5 separate regions of the Homo sapiens genome follow, and regions 1, 2, 4 and 5 are each linked to region 3. A link is a contact called in ENCODE Hi-C or POLR2A ChIA-PET data. All regions are on one chromosome and are shown on one strand. Each heading gives the region's core, a stretch centred on a gene start or an enhancer-like site at or near the end of the contact. The rest is flanking DNA. Distances are from core to core; before and after follow the strand shown.

Region 1 (2,712 bases), core at 2-2,501, 160 kb after region 3:
AGCCTGAGATTTGAGAAGCCTCAACAGGAATTCCCACAGTGGCCCCACACCATTAGTGTGAGGCAGGACAGGGTTCCTCCAGGAATTCGCGGCTTTTAAGGCACGATCAGGGCTCTCTGGGGGATCAATGGAATCCTAGTAGGAAACAAACAACTTGGGGTTTCTAAACACCTCCGCCTCGAATAGAGATCCAAGGGCCTCAAATGGAATTTCTCAACAGATCAACTTCCAAGAGTGAATTTTGTATTCATAACAAAAGCAAACCCAAAACCAAATACAGTACAAGCATAATAAAACAAATCAACTCTATTCTCTCCCGGTTCTCTCCGACCCAACGTGTAACAACCAGCTTCCAATTTCATATTTTAAAAATGCTTAATTTCTAATTTAACAGCGTTTTCCTCCCCTCTGGGTGCAGGCTTTAGTCGCAGCAAATTTAAGCATGGGAAAATTTACATCTATATCAAGAACATCACTCGGTAACAGGGATCTACGTATTAAAAAGTTCAGTTCAAACTGATCAGGTCATCAAATCAAGATTTTGCTAAGAATGATTCCTTTCCTCCCTGTAGCTCTATGACCACTTTTCGAAGAAGCGCGGCAAAACCCCGCCTACTCAGTTTGCTAGGACCCTCCAGGAGGACCACACAGCGCTGGTCCCCAGACAGGATGGTTGACAACAGCCAGCCCCTCGCAACCGGTGCAGTTCGCAGGGGGTGGGGGATCAGGATTAGCTCTGCGCTTGGAATCTCCATCCCGCGGCTTCCCCCATCTTCACTCCTGTCCCCAGTTCCACCCTTGCCACCCCCAGGTCTGGACCCCGTCTCGAGACTTCACTCCCACCCCCTCCACCTCTGAAAGCACAGACACCTGCTCATACCTGCGCCTCATCGTCCTCCGTCACCACCCCAACCACCGGGATTTGACTGGAACTGCTAGACTTGTTCCTGATGCCGGATTCCTGGGCCTCGGCGGTCGCCCCGGCTTCCTCTGTCCACATGGCCGGTGGCGGCGGGGTGGAGAGTGGGGGGATCTTCCTGTCCTACAGTGCGCCCGCAGCCGCTGGGCCCAAAGAGGCCCCGCCACCGAGAAGGGAAGGCAGCCTGAGAGTCGCTAGAGTCGCGAAAGGTCCCAAAATTCCGCCAGGGGCCTAGGCCACCGCCATACAGTCCGCTTAGCGCCGCTGCCGCCCCCCAGTTGACCCAGACCTCTGATCCCGGGCCGGTTGTTAACACAAGCCAGCGCGTTGCTAGGGGGCGGGGCCAGAGGCTACGGAAAGCCGGAGAGCCAAACCACCCCAAAGCCTAATTGCACTCCGCGCCCGGCAGGGCGAGTTTGCAGGCTTGCGGTAAGGAGCCTGCAGGATGCACCTCGGTAGGTAGCGGGGAGTGGTGCCTTAGGCTCCCGGTGTGTTTCGGTCTTCATAGTCTTGCTTCAAACAGGCATGAGTGGGTGGAGGGGTGAGGGATGTCTATGGGATACGTTAGGCGTGATACGATGGACGGATAGTGTTGAAAGCGTTTCTCTCACCCCAGGGAAGTGACCAGTCTCGCTTACATTCCCCAGCTTTTATCTGTACTTTAGTGGCCCAACTGGACAGTTAAATAAACAAACATAAAAGGTATTGTACAGAATGTTAAAAGGCTTTTGAGTCAGTTTATTGAATCTAGAGCGAGTTATCCCTTGAAGTCTCACTTTTCTCATCTGTAAAATAGGACTGTTGTGAGGATTGAATGAGATGACAGTGTTTGTTAAGTGGTGCTTGGCACAGCATCCCGTATGGTCAAGATTATCATTATCTTTATTACTGTTTGAGAACTAAAAATTAAATCCTAAGCCCCACAACCGACTGAACGGACCCCCTTTTGGCCAAGAGGACCCCCGATAAACCTTAAAAGCTGAATTCCTCGCCCTGACGGGACGGAAGGACGGACACGCCTCGCTATACCCCCCTACCTCCTCCCTTTTCACGTCCCCCTCACCCCTGGTTTTTTGAGACAGGGTCTCACTGTGTCCCCCAGGCTGGAGTGCAGTGGCAGGATCGTAGCTCTGCAACCTCCAACCTCTGGCTCAAACGATCCTCCCGCTTCAGCCTCGGGAATAGCTGGGAGTACAGGTGCACATGCCACCAAGCTCGGCTCCCCCTCCCTTTGAGGGCTTAGACTCAACAACTGACCAGCATTAATGTTAAAATGGAGATCAGAAGGCTAACAGAATGGACTCTGTGGCAATAACAAATTATAAGCAAGACCTAAGGCCATGCCAGGCAAGAGTTAAGTCACTCACACCTACACTTAAAGAATAACCTTTGTTTTAACTGCTGCAATGTTTTTATTTTTCTCTAGCTGTTAAATAAGAACTGCCCTCGACATAAGCAATATTGAAATAATTGCAGCTCATCCATGGCCAGATGTTGACTAACAAGACCCTCCTGTTCCACAAGTCATAACTGCAGGTTTGATTGGACAAGGGACCGATTCAGTAACTTTCCCCTGATAAAAGACCACCCACTATGGACTGGTTCTGGCAGGTTTACAGAGACTGAGCACTAGTACATTCATGTCTCTGCTTCTCCTTTTGATGTATAGGGACTGTAATGCATTTAAATGTTAAGTTTCCACTCCACAGTGAGCATGGGATGCATGTCACATGCATGTTTATTCAGCACCCCTCTTAGTGAAGATTCACAGCTCTTCTTACAATCTGTTGAAT
Region 2 (2,700 bases), core at 1-2,500, 140 kb after region 3:
ATGATGATTATTAAAAATATTCTCAGAGATTCAAACTGGATCATGTTCAATTTATATGCATATTTTTATACATATGCTCACACACATACATACATATAAACAGTACCCTGAATCCATCCTTATACATTTGGCCCCTCAATCAATTCAGCCTCTCCTTTCTAGGGAAGAAAGAATGATGATTATTAATACAAATGCTAGAACCAGACTGTCTAAGGTTAAATCCTGGCTATGCCATTTACTACCCATGTAAACTTGTGTTTTACTTTTCTCATCTATTAAGCAGGTATAACAATAGTTACCACATTTAAGATTGTTGTGAGGATTAAATTAGCTAATATGAGAAAAGGGCTGAGAAAAGCATCTAGCATGTTGTAAGTTCTACATGTGTTAGATACTATTATTATTTTGACAAGATATGGGTTAGCATTTTTCTCCCTAACTAGAGGGTCAGTAATTTTTTGCCTTTACTAATGCATTCTTTGCTTAGAGAAGTTCCAGGTGAACTTTGCTCTTCAGTTTGTTGGCAGACTGGAAGAGAGTGAGTTTTTAAGCAGCTGCCCCACATGCAAGGGTAATAGTTTTATGTTCAAGCTGTCTGCATGGGGTTGGCGAATAGGAAGGTTCGTTTTCAGTCATATCTAAACTACAATTAAATTGGCTTCAGCCTGTATTTCAAACTGGATTGCATCTACTCTGTTGAAGTCCTATAAACATGATCCCCAAGGGTATCTGAAAATGATCTGTGGGACTCTGGAAATGATCCAGGTTCTCTGAATGCCCAAGGACAGCGGTAGTCAGTAATATCGACCTTAGAACTAAACTAGAACTGGTTGGACTCTCTGAGAGTAAAAGAATAATTAGGAATTCCTCTTTTGCATTAGCCCTTGCAAGACGCTCATCTCTGGAGGTGGTCAGCAAGTGGGGTGGCAAGTGGAAAGAAGGAGGAAGCACAAAGGAAAGCCTGACCCTAGCTTCAGGAGAATCTCTGCAAAAGATATCACTTAAAAGACAGTTTTAAGATTATTCTAACTCTAAATTTTATTTATTTTTCGGACTGTTCTTTTGGAGTTGCAAAATCACTACTTAGGTTTTAAAACATATTAGGCAACAAGAACAACTAAGCTTTTCCAACAAGACTATCCAAATATGCAGGCTTATGGGAAATTCTAGGGTCTTTCGTCTGCTTTTCCACTGTTTTAGTTCCTGTAAATTTAGATAATTTATCATAGCTTCCTGTTTCATAATCCCAGGGCAGAGTACCAACTTCTTCCCCCATCCATTTCCAGAATCTTGCCTCTGAGTCAGAAATATCTATGTATCATTTGGAAGAAAATGTAATATAACTTATTAGTACGTAGTAGAAACTGGAAGTTCTAACTAAAATCATGAAGAGTTTTTGTTCAACATTTCATCTTATATACAATTATTTTAGTTTAAATTAATGTTTCCAGCCATTAAAAAAACCAAGAAACAGAAGAGCAGTACTCGCAGTCAGTAATCAGCGAAGGAAGCTCATTTAAAGTTAAGAGTTCATACTGTTGTCATATGAGATAGTAACATGTTCTGCAGGCAGGGTACCAGTCATTAAGCAAAGAATAAGTTGACACTCAGTAAAAAGTGAGCCATGTATTTATAATACAAGTGACTGTCAACACTCTTGGAAGCAATATTTAAAAATAATGGCAACAGGGGTATTTTAAAAAATAATGTTACCAACAAAAACTACACTTTTTATCTGTTAATACTACCATGTCCTCTTTTGGGTTGGCTTCTCATTGTAAATTTCTGCTGATGATAGAGATTCACATAATTAAAAATTCCCATATTTCTGAACCTGCCTGCTTCCTAAGGTGTTTTTCTTTAAATTGCCCCCTTCATGTTTAACCTAATCTCAACAACACCTTCACCTACTCTAGGATATAGAGTAGGTGAACCCTAGGTAGTTTTCCCAAAGTAACTAAAAACTATAAAACCTACTGAGATATAAAAGGGTTAGTGTCTATGTTAAAAATAAAAATCCTTTTTTTCTTCATTCCAGTTGAATCTCTAACATCTTTCTATATGGAGTATAATGCTGGGAACATCATTATTCCGTAAATATTTTTAAAAATGCACTGGATCAATTGTGTATCTTTTATTCCTCCTGTACAAATAAAGACCTAAACTAGTAAGTATAGATTTAATGTAGGATTTGTTTTGGGAACATGCCATCATGTCCCAGGAGCTGACTCAAAGAGCCAGTGTTTCCCTGATCTAGTTTCCTAGGAAATTGTTTTCTTTCTCTAGAAAATCAAGTGATAACCCATACATAAGTGCCTACCCTTTTATGATATTTTTCATATTTTTGTGTACAAAATATAGGCATCTGCATCTTTATGTGCATTATGCTGAAGTTCTTAATATGCTATTTTATGATTTGATTTAAAATTTTAGATCATTTAATGAATAATTCTATGATTGCAGCAATTCAATATTAGAGTTCAAAGTTGAAATGTTTTTGTGATTATTTAAAAAGGGTATGTACACTTTCTGATTTACAAAAATAGTTAACAAACACTTCATTAAACTAAATAATAATTCATCAAACTACATTATCAGCCTGTCCTTGTACTTAGAAGATGGACTTTTATTGGTATCACGAAACAACCTGAACAGAATACAATACCAGAATTATCACCAAGCACACTGTGATTAATTCAC
Region 3 (2,700 bases), core at 16-2,515:
TATTTAATGAATGTTTTAGATCATTTTCATGACTACGGTGAAAGGATAAGGAAGGTGGTGAAAGACTGTGCAGTTGTCTTGGAAGTAAAAGAAATTTTCTTTTACATTTTTAAAAAAGGACACTGACAACAAGACCAGACAAAGTTGATCTGAATTCTGCATCCTGAAATTTGCAACCAGAATGCTTAAAAAAAAAATAGTTCCACCAATGGCTCAACCTGATACTTAAAGATGCTTCTATATATCTACTTTAAACATTAGCCACTTCCTCTTCAAATACCATTTATCTCAAACAGGTAGGATGAGAATGGAAACTCATTATTATGTGCGCCTGAGAGTTTCCTGGATTGAGGCGTTCATCACTAGCCCTATTACGATCATTATGTAGAATGCTCTCTGCAACTGGCTGCTCGGAGATTTCAGTCAAGTCCCCCCCAACCCCTCCCCCGCCCCAAATGTGTTTCTTGGGTTGGTATCAATCATAATTGCACACTCCAAAGTCAGAGGAAATCGTTTTACAATTAATAACGCACAATAGAATCCTTGAGCAATCATTTTAAGTGAGGTCACCAAGTCTGACCTTTCCCTAACGTGGCTATGGGCCCCTTACAAGGCCGGGTGCACAGAACTTACAGGAAAGCAAACCAAGCTTCCAGAGCAATCCGCATCCCCCTCCGCCCCCCTCCTCCCCCCTCCGCCTCCTCTCCTCCTCCCTCTTTTCGAAGAGCCCTGTGTGTGGTAGACCCAGACCTGGCAGAAGGAAGAAAACGCCCTACTAGTTAGAGCCAATGGAGAGAGACCGCAACAGTGACTGTTAACGCTCTCAGAGCTAGCCCATCCCTGCAACACTGAGTGGGTTTGAACCGCAAGCAGGTCATCATTACGCAACCAGCATCAGCTGGTTATTCAAAAATAGCAGCTTGGGCTCCCCCACAAACCCGCGCCAGCAAAGCTCCCAGTCCTTGGCGGCTCCGGCAACACACCTCGACATTTCCATACTCCTGTGTACAAAATAATTTTTTAAAGCCTTACCAAATACCTACTCAATTTTCACATCCACAGATGTGGTCAGCGTTTTCCAACGCTCCTGATTCTCCTGGATTTAGCCATTTTACATAAAATCCTCAGTTACTTATGCAAAAGACCCAGAAATCGGAACATCTTGACCACACCTACCTGCTTCTCACACGCAGGGCATTTTACTCGCCCACACTGAGGAGCCTCTTGGAGCGTCTCCCTCTCAGCGTCCCAGGAAGTGCGTTCCCAGCGAGGTACACCGGAGGCTTCTGGGAGCGCAGTCAGGTTTTCCCGTGGCCCTGAACGGCAATGCCCTGGATGGCTGGGACTACAATTCCCAGAATCCACTGGGCCGCCAGCCGCAGGCAACATCCTGCGACCACCTCCTGCCCTTCCCTTTCTCTGCCTCCACCTCCCCGGATTTCTCTTGCACCTTATGTTCCGTCTAGAATTGGGTTATCGGTTAAAGAAAAAAAAAAGGCAAAACGAAACAAAACTAAAAGTAGTTTTGAGTTGGATACCTAAGTACCCAGGTGACTTGAAGGTGACTTGCCCGTAGGAAGGTTAGCAAAAATTCTTAAATCTGGATTTTTTTTCCCCTCAAAGTGTTTATCTAGGCAAAAAGTAGAAAAAGAGCTCAAAGTCTAGAACCAAACAGCCCAGATTTGTATGGGGCTTTGCTGTGTATTGATTGGGTGGCCCTGGGAAAGTTATCTCTACATCTGGAGGTTATCTGGAAAAATGGGGATAAGATCACCCACATCATACTGTTGTCTTGAAAACTGAGGGACCTAATATAGCTAAAGTACAGTATAGCTAGCTATTAGATATTTGAACTAATTTTACTCTCCCACACAATTTCTACTGTCCTGTCCCTTTCTCTGTTGGCTTCTCTCCAATGTGAAGTCCTGCATTAGTGAATGAATATCTGAATTAAACTAAAAGATTCCAAAGTCCTAAATAGCAATGATCTGATTTTTTAAAAAATAAAGGATGCTGAAGTGTTGTGATGCCTACTACTTCGAAATGATCACACATACACACACACATACACACACACAAATGGATATAAAGTGTGGCAAAGTGTATAATTGTTGGATTCATGAAGAATATGTTTGTGGGTGTCTCTTGTACTATTCTTTCAAATTCTCTGTATCTTAGAAATTTTTCAAAATAAAAAGAAGAAAAAGTATCATAGTTTATACAAAAGGATGGCACCCATCCCAAGTAAGTATAACCTTGGCAAGTAAGGTAACCCCTTTGTGCCTCAAGGTCTCATCTGTAACAGTATATCTACATCAGAAAATTGTGATGAGGATTAAATGAATTACTACAGAGACAGTTACAACAGTATCTGACGCATAATAAGGACTATATGTTTGCTATTAGCATTTTCCATTTTGCGTTGCTCTAGTAACAATGAGACTATTTGTCAGAGACTTTTTAAAAAGGGAGGGTAGAGAGGCTACTATCAGTCCACTGCTACCTCCTTCTTATGTGTGATACTGCTTTAGAGGATGGATAAGGTTATCTAAGGCCAGAAGCAATCCGATCCCAAAGCCAGACTGGGAAATGTAATAATGAGGAAGAAAGATAGCATTGGGTGGTGAAAAGATTTCTGGGCTCCAGGCCAGCTCTGGCAATAGCAGATGGATAATAGCAATGTGACAAACGATAATCACT
Region 4 (2,725 bases), core at 15-2,514, 190 kb after region 3:
ACAAAAAGGGTTCCAAGCAGCGGGGCTGTTAAAAGGACCAGAATCTAAGTCAGGAGGTTGGGGGTGGGGGTGGGGGTGGGGCAGGAGTCTGAATTCTTTTTCTCCTATACTGATGAGCGATAATTAACTATGGCCTGGACTGTCTTTCCATCTAAAAAACTAACTGCCCGAGGAGTAAAAACTGACACCAATCCTTCTCCACGGGGTGGGAGAGATAATAAATGGAAATCTTCCAACAAAAATGCTCTTTATCTCTCTGCTCTATTTTAAGAGCAAGATTTTTAGGGCATAATTTTCAACAAGTTTTGGCTGAGGCTGAACACAGGGTTCAAAGATAATTTAGGACAGTCAAAGAAGAGGCCAATTACTTTCTAACAGAAATGGCCTAAACACCACGATTACATTACTGGGAAATAAACCAAATGACTGCTAGAAATACCTGTTCGCAAAGCAGCACTGCATGATCTTCCATGAAATGCCCTGCATCAACCCAAAGTAGCAGGGAGACTATCAAGGGGGCGAAAGTAACCTGCCTGTCCTTTCCTGCTGGGACACATCCTACCTGGGACAATGTCTCCTTGCCTTCTTTCTCCTGGGCCCAACCTCAGGACTTGCCCTTAGCTCTAGGAACCAAGAGGAGGAGGAGGGGGAATCAGTGGAACAGACACCCTTCTCCACCCTTCTCACTTTCCACCTTAAGGTGCCAGGAGATGAGGGACCCCGCAGCTCAGGGCGGACGCCCGGTGAGGGCGCAGAATCGGGGAGGATGGATGCAGCGCGTGGCGCAGACTGCATCTTGACCCTCAACTCCGCCGCCGCTACCTTCTTTCGCGCTCCTCCCCGACCCGCTCACCTCCGCGCCCCCCGCGCCCTCCACGCCGGGCAGGGGCGAGCCTTGCAGCTCCCCGGGAGCGGCGCCGACTCCCCAAGGGCCCACCCGGGGGCCAGGGCCTACGGACTGCACCTCCGACTGGCGGTTGCAGGGTGGCTGCCGCGGCGGTCGCACTCCAGCTGCTTCCCCGCCTACCCAAGCTGGATCGCGAACAGCCAGGGGAGAAGGAAGGAGGGAGGCGCGCGGAGGCCGGCTTGGCAGCGACGCGCCGCTAGGGGCTGCGTGCCCGGACAGCTCGTGGCGCCGAGGGCCCGAGGAACGCTGACTGGAGTCGGGAAGAGCCGTGGAGCGCGGGGAGGAGTCGGGGAGCTCGGAGGGGGCGGGGGTGTGTGAAGGGAGCCGGGCTGTGTGGAGGGAGCTGGGAAGGGCCCAGAGCACCGAGGGGGAGCCAGCAGTGAGTGCACTGGGGAGCTCCACACACGCGGCTCCGCAGCTTTGCGCGCCCTTCTACCGCGAGCGGCTGAGTATCCGCCTGGCTCCCCTGCGGGGTTCCTCCGTGGTCTTCCGGAGATTCTTTCTGAAGCAGCTTTAGAATAGTCAAGCCTATTTTTCTACTCCATTTCTTTTTGTAATGTGGGGTCACCTTTCCGCTCTAGAAATTGCTTTTCTTACGCGATTCCCACCCCAACTCTCGCCAAGGGCCCTGGTTCTCATCTCCCCAGTCTTAGCTTCTGACAAGCCTCCAAGAAACTGCGCTTTTTTCTTTTGTAAGTGTTCTTTTGCCTCATGTTTACCCTATCCCAAACGTCTTTTGACTAGACTGTGTCCTTGGAATAAAATGTTCGGAAATGCCCTTTCATGAAAACTCCCTCGGATAGGAGGACCCTCACAGACCCTGGACTGCAGAGATTATTCTGTTGACTTTGACCTTCACTCTAGCTGGTGCCGCGCGAGCTTTGGTGTGGGGGAAAGGAAGGTTAGGCCGTGAGTCAGGAGACCTGTGTTCCTGCGAAAGCCATTTACCTTCTGGGGCCGCAATGGCTTTGAATGTTTCAGGGGATCCCCTGAGAGCACCTTTGGCTCTGGGTTTCTGTAAATTTTCTCCCTGCGGATTACCAAGTAAAAGTACCTTTTATCTTTTGTGTAGAAGGTGTCAGTAGAAGAAGCAAGAGATCTTTATTCCCAAATATAAAATCAACTTACCAAAAATTCTCAAATTTGGGGAAATTTTTTTCATACATTAGTAAAGTACCATTTCAACAAATTAAGTTTAAAAATTATCCCTCTAGGTGGTTTATTAACCAGACCAAAAAAACCCAACAACAACAACAACGAGAGGGGGGTCTTAGATCGATCACTGGGGCACTGCACTTTCCCCTTTGTAGTCCATACACAGATTAACCTTTGTAAATGCTGCTTTGGAAATACATCCTTTGTTTGACTTGAAATGTAACCCCTCCCCTACCGCCAAATATTATTAAGGTTTAAAGTTTAGGCAGAAGCTAAGGTTTTAACGATGTGTCAGGGTGTGGAACCATCGACAGCTGGTAGAATACTTTCCATTTTGGTTACTGGAAACAAGTCATTAAATCTAATATCAATTTTAATAATTTCACTTCAACAAAACTGTCAAATAATGAGATTCGTGGAGTTTTTTCTAGTAGTTCCTCTGGAGAACTTGTGGAGAAAATTCATGAATCTTAGCAGTTAACGGAAAGTATATTGCTTTTCCATATATTTTAAAAAACTATAGAATTATATAACTTCCCCACGGGGATATTAAAAGAAATTGCACTTTCTAACTTCTATAACCATAAATTATCATGTAAAACATGTAGGTAAGCCATATATTTTAAATATGTTTAAAAGCTCTCTTAACATGGGCTTTGACTA
Region 5 (2,723 bases), core at 33-2,532, 220 kb after region 3:
TCTTCAGGTTTTACAGGAAGCATGGTGCTGGCATTTGCTCAGCTTCTAGAGATCTGCTCCCATGTTCCAAACACCTCCCACAAGGTCCTACTTCCAACATTGGAGATTATATTTCAGCATGAGATTTGGGCAGGGACAAATATCCAAACTATATTCCCAGCATGGTGGGCAGGCTGGAACTAGGATTGGAGGCTTATGGTCACACTCAACTTTCAACTTTGCAAATTATTTCAGTTTCATTCTTACTCGATTCTATGCTGGGTAAAATTGGCCATCTCACAAAATGCTCAGAAAAACAAAAGGTGCTCTGGCAATGACAAACCCATGTGTCCTCCTTCCACTAGAAATGATTTTATGCCCTATAAATATCTTTCTCTATATTATCCAATATCCTTTAATTCCCTTTTTCCTCAATTTTCTTTCCTTTTTAAAAATTTATAATCTATTTCTTATTTCTGAAAAAAAACTTTTTCTTTAACATAATCGTGAAGCAAACAAGATACATCATTTGAAAAAACAAAACAGAAATGTAGAACAAGGAAGTTAGGCTAGATAAACACTAAGATTTCCTTTAGCTCATAAACTTAAATAATAAATCTTAGGCATTTTGTATTCAGCATCAATGAACTCCTTGAATAATAATGGAAAATATTTTTAATGATAAAATTATACAAACTATGTTTTTTGATGCTTTTTCATCCAATTGTAAAATTCTAAGAACATTTAAAAGGTATTTATGGGCTTGAAAAAACTGACATTCTTCTCTATTAAGTATCTTATTCATAAGAGGCCAAATCTTGATATTCAATAGAGTTTGTGCAACACAGCAAACAAGGAAGTGGAACAATGCAAAGAAAACAAATTCATCACTCCCCTGCCTCCCTTGCCCCACACCTTGGAGTCACTGAATACTTTTTCTTTGAAGTCTAGAAAAATCTCTTCTTGCATGATTTGATTGGTGCCTTCCCTAGATATTTTGCATTTACTTTCCCTGCATTCAGTTGAATATTTTCATGAAAAATAGAGCCTTGTTCAAAAACATTTGTTTTTGCAACTGTGAAAGATCTAGCAAAAGCACTGGTAATTTTAGTGATTTTCTAAAATCACACAGCAGAGTTTTTGTCATTGGAAATACACTACTGGAAATACAAAGTTTTCTTAAGTCATGTAGGAACATCAAAAGGACCAAGCTGATGCAATATTCACATAACAATTGTTTGATGAAAGCAAGGGAATTTCCAGTCAACCATTTCTAACCACACTTCACCTGGCTAACATTAGGGCTATTTGACTTTTTAATTCTATTTGCATTAAGAAAGGCAAGCCAAGAGAGAATCAAGAGTCAATTTGTTTCATAACTTTCCTTGCATGATGCTGTTCTTTTTCTCTGTTTCTCACTCTAGCTTCCCTCTTGTTGACAGTTCATCTCACATAGGCTGTTTATAATGGAGAAGAAATTATCTTTCAGGATAAAGGCAGAATGCCAAAGTGGGTGGCAAACTTTTGGCAGTATTCTGGGTTTTCTTAAACACAATGCACATTCTTTTTCCTTTATCCCCTTAGAAGCGAAAAATGAAACTCACCAACTTTTATGGAACAAATTTAGTTCAGCCTTCAGCTGACCTAGTGTTCTTTTTTTCTGTAGTTACCTCATGTAGAAGATTCTTGAGCATTCTTGTGTAAGATTATTAAAAAATATATTTTGCTCCTTTTTTTTTGGTATGACTTTGCAGTATACCAGTGTAACTTAACAATAAAATTCCTCTTTTCATGTCACAAGTTTGGTTGCCCTAGTTTAAAATTATATGTTGAATTATGAAAATCAAGCATTTATTTACCAAGGAGAAAAGAGAATTCTACTTTGGAATTGTTTATATAGGCTTAGTGTAATTTCCCACTCATATTTTTTTCCTAACAAGTGGTCTGGAAAGCCATTCCTCCTCTACTAGTGATATTATACAAATGTAAAGAAAATCTGAAATCATTTTTATTTTCACTGACTTCTCATGAATGAATCCCAATTTCTGTATTATTTGCTGAAAAGAATGAAAAGATTGATTTTGTCAAAATGCACTACTGTGAGGAAAGAAACGTGGTTTGCGATTGAATAATAGAGTAAAATACTGGCCTATATTAAAATAGTTGGCCTTAAAGAAAATTCGGAGAGACTAGATTTGGATTGTACATATAAAAACAATATGTTATTTCTCTAGCCTATGTAATATAGATTTAGAAAACTAGTTAAGTATAGAAAGCTTAGGCAATAATGGGCTATTTTGTAGTTGCATTTCAAGTTTTTGAAACAATTTTCATTAAGTTTCACATTAGATTTGCTTTTTGTTAAGTTAAAAAATAAATCTCTAAAAGGAAGAAATGGTGGCTGTTCACTCAAAAGCATATCTCACTATCTTGACTAGTCCATGGGATTTTAATAGTTATTCTGGAAATACTTTTGAAGAGGAACTATCAATGAAGTTTTGCTTAATTGTTAGGGCTGGGTATCTAAAAACTGAAGTGAAACCCAGAGATGGGTCAGGAAGTCGTAGTGGTGACTAACAGAGGTGACTAATGGAGGTGTCAGATTGTTCATGGCCTTCTGTGCCACCAGAAAGAATTTTGCCATAAAGTATTTATGAGCAGTCATTGAACAATGCCTGGATGTGGGTTTTTAAGTGTCTCTTTTCCTAGCACTGTTACATACTCTATTCTTTTGGTAACCCGAA

What was found. Hi-C counts contacts between places; a loop is a spot of excess contacts on that map. ChIA-PET counts read pairs that join two places held with the same protein, here RNA polymerase II (POLR2A). Pooled maps may share reads with other maps.
Region 1: a loop to region 3 is called in a map of natural killer cell, with 9 times the contacts of the local background. The contact joins the promoter of CFAP69 here to the promoter of CLDN12 in region 3. A Hi-C loop is called at or near these places in 16 of 168 maps with a recorded cell type or tissue (B cell, CD4-positive, alpha-beta T cell, CD4-positive, alpha-beta memory T cell and 9 more), 12 of 37 single-sample maps with no recorded cell type and 22 of 50 pooled maps. POLR2A ChIA-PET finds 5 or more read pairs at or near these places in 1 of 52 experiments (WTC11).
Region 2: a map of ascending aorta shows a loop between it and region 3 (2.1-fold over the local background). The contact joins the enhancer-like site here to the promoter of CLDN12 in region 3. A Hi-C loop is called at or near these places in 5 of 168 maps with a recorded cell type or tissue (A673, HepG2, ascending aorta and 2 more), 1 of 37 single-sample maps with no recorded cell type and 5 of 50 pooled maps. POLR2A ChIA-PET finds 5 or more read pairs at or near these places in 1 of 52 experiments (Panc1).
Region 4: a map of ascending aorta shows a loop between it and region 3 (6-fold over the local background). The contact joins the promoter of STEAP2-AS1 here to the promoter of CLDN12 in region 3. A Hi-C loop is called at or near these places in 4 of 168 maps with a recorded cell type or tissue (A673, ascending aorta, endothelial cell of umbilical vein and 1 more) and 10 of 50 pooled maps. POLR2A ChIA-PET finds 5 or more read pairs at or near these places in 4 of 52 experiments (H1, HepG2, PC-3 and 1 more).
Region 5: a pooled map shows a loop between it and region 3 (7-fold over the local background). The contact joins the enhancer-like site here to the promoter of CLDN12 in region 3. A Hi-C loop is called at or near these places in 2 of 168 maps with a recorded cell type or tissue (endothelial cell of umbilical vein and lower leg skin), 5 of 37 single-sample maps with no recorded cell type and 9 of 50 pooled maps.

Annotation. Positions count from the first base shown.
Region 1 is chr7:90,243,713-90,246,424 of GRCh38, reverse strand. CFAP69 (cilia and flagella associated protein 69) reads right to left here and starts at 1,251. Exons shown (of 23, transcript NM_001039706.3): 1 at 881-1,251. The coding sequence starts at 1,000. It overlaps LOC107986819 (a long non-coding RNA gene), which reads left to right and starts at 1,294. Exons shown (of 2, transcript XR_007060423.1): 1 at 1,294-1,348; 2 at 2,346-2,712. RefSeq lists an enhancer at 1-386.
Region 2 is chr7:90,265,505-90,268,204 of GRCh38, reverse strand. The region is part of intron 5 of CFAP69 (cilia and flagella associated protein 69); the gene reads right to left. Among named protein-coding and RNA genes, the nearest start is that of CFAP69, 22 kb to the right of the region's middle. Within about 2 kb of position 1,250, at least 2 of the 41 ENCODE cell types and tissues checked have a DNase peak (open chromatin) inside an H3K27ac peak, as active enhancers do; they include ascending aorta, where a contact is called at or near this core.
Region 3 is chr7:90,402,026-90,404,725 of GRCh38, reverse strand. It overlaps CLDN12 (claudin 12), which reads right to left and starts at 1,265. Exons shown (of 4, transcript NM_001185072.3): 1 at 1,177-1,265. RefSeq lists an enhancer at 560-1,085.
Region 4 is chr7:90,210,174-90,212,898 of GRCh38, reverse strand. STEAP2-AS1 (STEAP2 antisense RNA 1) reads left to right here and starts at 1,264. Exons shown (of 3, transcript NR_110029.2): 1 at 1,264-1,599. It overlaps STEAP2 (STEAP2 metalloreductase), which reads right to left and starts at 1,159. Exons shown (of 6, transcript NM_001244944.2): 1 at 854-1,159. RefSeq lists a silencer at 997-1,056.
Region 5 is chr7:90,178,975-90,181,697 of GRCh38, reverse strand. The region is part of intron 2 of STEAP2-AS1 (STEAP2 antisense RNA 1); the gene reads left to right. Among named protein-coding and RNA genes, the nearest start is that of STEAP1, 26 kb to the right of the region's middle. RefSeq lists enhancers at 965-1,466, 2,685-2,723. Within about 2 kb of position 1,282, at least 9 of the 41 ENCODE cell types and tissues checked have a DNase peak (open chromatin) inside an H3K27ac peak, as active enhancers do; they include endothelial cell of umbilical vein, where a contact is called at or near this core.